Regions from separate parts of the Homo sapiens genome. Here region 2 is linked to region 1. A link is a loop called in an ENCODE intact Hi-C map of the cell type or tissue named here. Cell type or tissue: tibial artery. All regions are shown on one strand. Each heading gives the region's core, and the rest is flanking DNA. Links, peaks and the distances in the headings are about the cores only. Region 1 holds the start of STK32A (serine/threonine kinase 32A). Region 2 overlaps DPYSL3 (dihydropyrimidinase like 3).

The links. A loop is a pair of places that touch in the nucleus more often than their neighbours do. Peaks named below come from ENCODE experiments on the same cell type or tissue, not always from the same donor. Only the 100,000 strongest peaks of a DNase experiment are listed, where the experiment ranks them.
Region 2: a loop joins it to region 1, with 4 times the contacts of the local background. A loop is called at or near these places in 15 of 110 quality-filtered maps.

What each region holds. Positions count from the first base shown.
Region 1 is chr5:147,233,534-147,236,448 of GRCh38, forward strand. It overlaps STK32A (serine/threonine kinase 32A), which reads left to right and starts at 1,493. Exons shown (of 13, transcript NM_001112724.2): 1 at 1,493-1,666. It overlaps STK32A-AS1 (STK32A antisense RNA 1), which reads right to left and starts at 1,326. Exons shown (of 4, transcript NR_147190.1): 1 at 1,180-1,326. In tibial artery, for the core only: no CTCF peak of the experiment used is centred there; DNase peaks (open chromatin) are centred at 812 and 1,248; H3K4me3 peaks cover 1,828 bases; H3K27ac peaks cover 1,910 bases.
Region 2 is chr5:147,390,323-147,393,237 of GRCh38, forward strand. DPYSL3 (dihydropyrimidinase like 3) reads right to left here. Exons shown (of 14, transcript NM_001197294.2): 14 at 486-2,915. It also overlaps a transcript of STK32A not described here. Among named protein-coding and RNA genes, the nearest start is that of DPYSL3, 120 kb to the right of the region's middle. In tibial artery, for the core only: a CTCF peak has its summit at 1,733; DNase peaks (open chromatin) are centred at 1,159 and 1,599; H3K27ac peaks cover 1,040 bases.

The sequences.
Region 1 (2,915 bases), core at 236-2,735:
TGGTTCCTGATATAAAGGGGGAAAGTGGATGATATTACTCTTAATAACGTAGGAAGTGTACACCCACCCTGTGATTTTGTCCCTAATAACCTCATGGGGAGAGGTGATATTACTCCCAATATTGCAAGGGGTGGACACCCCACAAGTCATATTGTTTCTTAAATCCAGGAAGGGAAAAGATGGTATTACTACCAATATTCAAAGGATGTACAGAACGCATTTCTTATTGTTCTTAATATCCAGGTCGAAAGGAGATAACATTACTTTTAATATAATAAGGGTGGTACACCCTGCCTGTGATATGATTCCTAAAATCTAGAAGAAGAGAGAATGATATTACTTCCAATAATACACTGGGTGTGCAACCCCCTTTGATATTGTTCCTAATATCTAAAGAAAGAGATGATGATATTACTCCCAATACTGTAGAAGGTATACACCGTCCTGTGATATTGTTCCTAATAACTAGTGGGTGAGGGCATGATATTATTTCAAATATCGCAGTGGCTTTACACCCCTTCCGTGATATTTCTCCTAATTTCCAGGGGGTGGAGTACGAAGTTACTCCCAATATAGTAGTGGGTGTACACCCACGCTGTCACATTTCTACGAATATTCAGGGAAACACAGCACGATAGAACTCCAAGTCTCGCAAAGAGTGTACACCATTTTGTGATATTGTTCCTAATAACCGGAGGTGGATAGGATGCTGTTAGTTTCAATATCGCAGGCTGTGTACACACACACTGTGAAATTGTTTCTAATGTCCAAGAGGGGAGAGAATGCTATTAATTCCCATATAGCAAGAGGGTGAGGCACACCCCGCCATATGGGGAGTAATAGGACCCCCCCTCCCTCCCTGGCTACTACGAGCCACATCGCTGGGGTGTGAGGCACCCTCCTGCCATATGGGGATTAATAGCGTCCCCCTTTCCCCCCCGACTATTACGATCCACATCGCAGGGGAGTGAGGCTTCCCCCGCGATATGAGGAGTAATAGCACCGCCCTCTCCCCCTCAACCCCCCGGCTTTTAGGATCCACATCGCAGGGGGGTGAGGCACCCCCGGCGATATGGAGAGTAATAGCACCCCCCTTCTCCCCCCCCCCCCCCCCCGGCTATTACGATCCACATCGCAGGGGGGGTGAGGCAGTTCCCGTGATATGGGGCGTAATAGTACCCGCTGTGCGTCCTGGTGGCTCCGGACCCGGCCCAAGCGCGGCGGGACCTCCATCCGTAGCCCTCTCCCCCAACGTCGCCCTCCCGGGGTCCTTGTCTAGTCTCAGCAGGCGGCAAACGGACCCCAGGCGTCTGGCGCTCACCCAGGAGACTGCCCAGCGGTTTCTGGAGAGAGCGCTAAGCGGAGACGCCCGCTGGCAAGCAGATCCCGCCTCCTTCCCTGGCCAAGGAGCCGCCCCTCCGGGGTAGCTGTGCGCTGGGCGGCGCTCGGACCCCTTGGCAGCCGCAGGTGCCTCCCCAGCCCAGCCCAGCTCAGTCCAGCGCAGCCCAGCCCAGCCCAGCCCGGCGCTCGCAGCCTCCGCCGCTTCCGGGCAGATAGGTGCCTTTTCTTGCTCCTTGCTCTTGGAGTTCTTCTCTTAGTCCCTGTTCCCTGGATGAAAGCATCGCTCCGAGCCTCATGGGAGGAATGAAGGAAGAATCGAGACTAGGTGAGTGGTGGTCTAGATTTAACGAATAATAACAATAAACCTGCATACTAAGGGTACTGTTGGGAAGCTAGGAAGTGCAAGGAGAAGAGAAGACAAAGGCTGCTGATCAAGATAACTCACAAAACTAAATGCAGGCTAGGGCCAATTCCAGCTATTTTGCACTCCATCCAGGTTCCCCTGCCTGGCACTGACTCATGTGCAGACCCAGACAGACTTCAATAAATATTTGCTGGGTTGAGACAAGTGAGTGGAGGTGTTTCTGCTTGTTCTCCAGCATCTAAACAAGCAAAACCTAGCTGCCTTTGATGATTGCTTCATCTCCACAAGGACTTTTTCCCCCAGGACTTAAAAAATAAAATGTGGTGTATTCACACAACGGACTGCTATGCAGCACTTAAAAAGCTAAAATCAGAGCTGTAGGGATCAGCATGCCTGTACCTAGATTTCAGAAGTATGATGGCAGATAGACACAGCAAGATGCAAAATATATCCACTCTCTCATGCCATTTAGGTGACTTATTTTAAGACACTTGTCATGTTTGTAAAATCATAGAAGGGGGACTGTAAAATGTTTATCACATCCGTGATTGTGGCTGTCTTTGGAAAGTGTGAAAGGGAAATCAATTGGACTTTAGGATTAAGGTGGAAATAATATTTCCCTAAAATGCTTTAAAAATAAAAATGATGATATAAAGATGACCAAATATAAACAATTGTTAACTGAGAGTGTTATTAACTTGGGCATTTTTCATGTTTTTGCCCCCTATTTTTAAAATATTTCTTAAACTAAGAAGTTCTGTTTTTCAAATGCAAACAAAATAAGTTGTGTCTATGCACATTCTGTGACAATGAAACCTAAAATGTTTAATCAAAAGTTGCAACTTTCTTGCATCACCTCCTATGTTTTCCAATCCTAGAAGACCACACCTCTTTATCTAGGGAGGCTTGGTGGTTAGAGAAGCTTACCTGTTGACAACCCCCAAATTACAGGCCAAAGATGAAAGGTTGGTATTAGGGAACTATTTCCCAGTTAATAATCTGATAATCGGCCAGGTCAGGGTAGACTCTGAAAACTCCCTGTGTCCCTGCAAGACAAATTTCTCCTCCTTTTACATTTCATATGCTTTGGATTTTCATTTTCATGGATGGTAGCTGTCCTCTTCACATCTCAAAATGATGCTTAGGTAACACTGCAGACCTAGTGCCTGGAGATCAGGAAGGGCTGGGGGGTTGGTAAAAGAGAGTCCTA
Region 2 (2,915 bases), core at 319-2,818, 160 kb after region 1:
TGCTTCCGTACACTGATTTTACTCCTTGGGATCCATTTGATAAAGAATATACTTTGGTATGGGTGTAATTTGAGTTTTTCTTCAAGTCTAGGCTATTAAAAAGAAGCAGAAAATGCTTCCAAAACAATCAAATAGCAAGGCTTTAGGGGAAAGACCAAAAAAAAAAAAAAAACCCAAAACAAAAAGCTTTATGGCTCTGTTCTGGACTTAGCTAGATTTATCCCAAATGGCATATAATACTAAATTTGATGATCCACAGAAGAAAAAAACTTACTCATTCTCCAAAGTTTCAAAATGGCCATCAAGCTTGGTGGTCAAAACTAACAACTCAATTTCAAAAATAGAAGCCCCCAATTTTTCTCCAGACAACTCTGTTATCAGCAGATCTGCCTGCCCCTCTTACTAACCCTTTCAGTTCTACTGGGCAATTTTAATATTATAGGTGAAAATGCACATCACACAAAGAAGAAGACTGGAGAACAATGTTGGTAATTTCATAGTTATTTTAATAACCAGGTTTACATTAACAGTCACGTGATGAACTTTTTTCTTTAATGTCAGCTAAACTCAAAACACAGTTTTGTTCACGGTTCAAACCAAACAGCTCTTCACGTTCCAGAGCTGCCTCACAGCTAGCACAGATCACAGGAGATTACTGTCTGTCCATACCCACCAGACACAGAACTGAACACCCACACACCAGTTTTCAAAGAGGGAACTTACAATGAATGCTGGCTGCCCAGGGCAGCCCATGAGTGTATCTGGGACTCAAGCTGGAGTTTTCCAGGGGAGAAAGCCTGGGAAGCTTGTGGCAAGGAAGTTGGGAATTGCCCACCCTACTGGAAAGGGCTTCTCAGGGATGAGTGAAAATCCAGGCTCAGGTGTCAGCCCTTTGTGGAAACATGACACTCTCAGTATAGACAGTCGTGAAGAACAAGGCTGAGGGATTTTGAAGTAAACCCATTTTCAGGATGACTACAATCCTTCCACTTCTAGAAAACTTAGAAGTACAAGAAATAGCTCTACTACGGGTAACTGATTTAACAATTTCCCAAACACCCTTTCCACTACCCAAGCCCGTGGCCCTCAGAGAGAACCGGGATGGATTGCCATCTGGGTTCAGAGGCAATATGAGGAGGTTGGGGGGATGGCAGGGGCATCCTCAGGGTTGGGGGGCAGGCCAAGGGATGAGATGGCAAAGGACAGCTTTGGAATCAGATAGACGATCCAGCGTGCCTTCCTACACTTGCATGAGGTGCCAGTGAATTCGAAGAGGGCCGGGACTCACCATTGTTTTCTTTTCCTAAACCTTTTGTATAGGCCTGTTTGATGTGTCTTATGAAACGAAACAAATCTGAATATAAATTTTAAAATAGTGGGAGTTATTCTCGCAATTCCCAGGGATTTCTATGCTTGGAGAGTTAGTAATGGTAAGTGAAGAAAGAGAGGCTTCCTGAGCTCATGTTGTTCCTCCCAAGGGCATTTGGGGGTTGTTCCCAGAGCAAGGAAATCTTGTGCAGAATCAAAGGTTCTGGTGGAATGGTTCACTTCGGAAGTCCCAAGGGCAGTGCGGATGACCGATTTGGCCATGGAAGACTTATCTTCATGGCACAGAGAGGTTGTGCAGAGATGAGTCAGACTCAGGGGCTGAGTAACAGCAGAGCAGAGAGTGCAGAAGTGGACGCTCAGAAGCGAGTTTATGTGTGTCTTTTCCTCTATCTGCTGGCTGTGGCTGGTACTGCAACCTATCCCAAAGTAACAGCCTAGTCAATGAGGTATATGCTTCAGATCTGGCAAACTCTCTCTGCACATAAAACTGTTATTCTTAGTTCTCTGAAAGACCCCCACATCTTTGAAGTGTAAACTAAGAGCTACATTTTCCCTTTTACTACATCTCCCTTAAAAGAAAAGCACTACAAGAGCTTTAAAATAGCAAGCTTCCCTATTCTAAGGGGAAATAGTCTTTTTTCATGATTTGAACAGAAGGTAGCTTGCTAGGGGAAATCCTGTTCCTTGGCTATCTCCAAATTCCTTTGTAGCCCAGTGTGTACTTTTCTCTGGTCTTCAACTTATTCAAACCTGCAGTCAGAGACAATGGTTTCTCCTAAGCAATTAAAAGGTGTCTGAGGCCTGCTCTTCTCTTCAAAGCACTTAGTACACAGGGTTACAGGTGCTACCACTTGGATTCCCCAGAGCATGGAAGTCTGATCCCAGGTTGAACATATTTCTTCTGAAAATGAGCATCTTGGTTCTATAGATTCTTATCTTGCTCACAGGACTTGCTCCAAAACTGAATTTTCAGAAGCAGCATGATAGGGAAAGAGATATTCAACTCTGACAGACAAGGTAGATCGAAGCACCCACACTAATTTCTTTCAGGTGCCCCATGAGGAAGACTGCATCATGTCACTTCCACTCACTTGGGGAGATTCTAGGACTGAGACACAAAGTTCCCCCAGAGTTTCTGCTAATGGAAGGGGAAACAGGTGGTTTGGAATGGAAAGGTGGAACCAGGTCCACAAAATGTGCTCCCTCTGCTCAAGACTGACTTTGGCTTTCCCAGTTCCCCACTTGACTTTCATATAAGCTGAGATGACCTATTACGGTAAAAATTAGGGAACACCTAATAAAACCAACTTTCAAAAACTCCTATTTATCATGGATGTGCCAGGATCGAGAGAATCAAACACAAACTGCCTGTAAGAGAGGCCCTTCATTCTGCCTCATCTGAGCTAAAATCCTGACTTGGGATGCCAGAAGCATGCCACTCTTCTCGGTTTGCAAAGACAGAAGAGTGAGAGGTGACCTCGCCGTGTTTAGAAGGAAGCGTCTTTAAGCTGTGGGTGCCCTCACCACGTGGGCCTGTGCTATGTTCTCAGCTGCTGGCTTTTAAGAGCACCAAAGAGGCAGGGAGG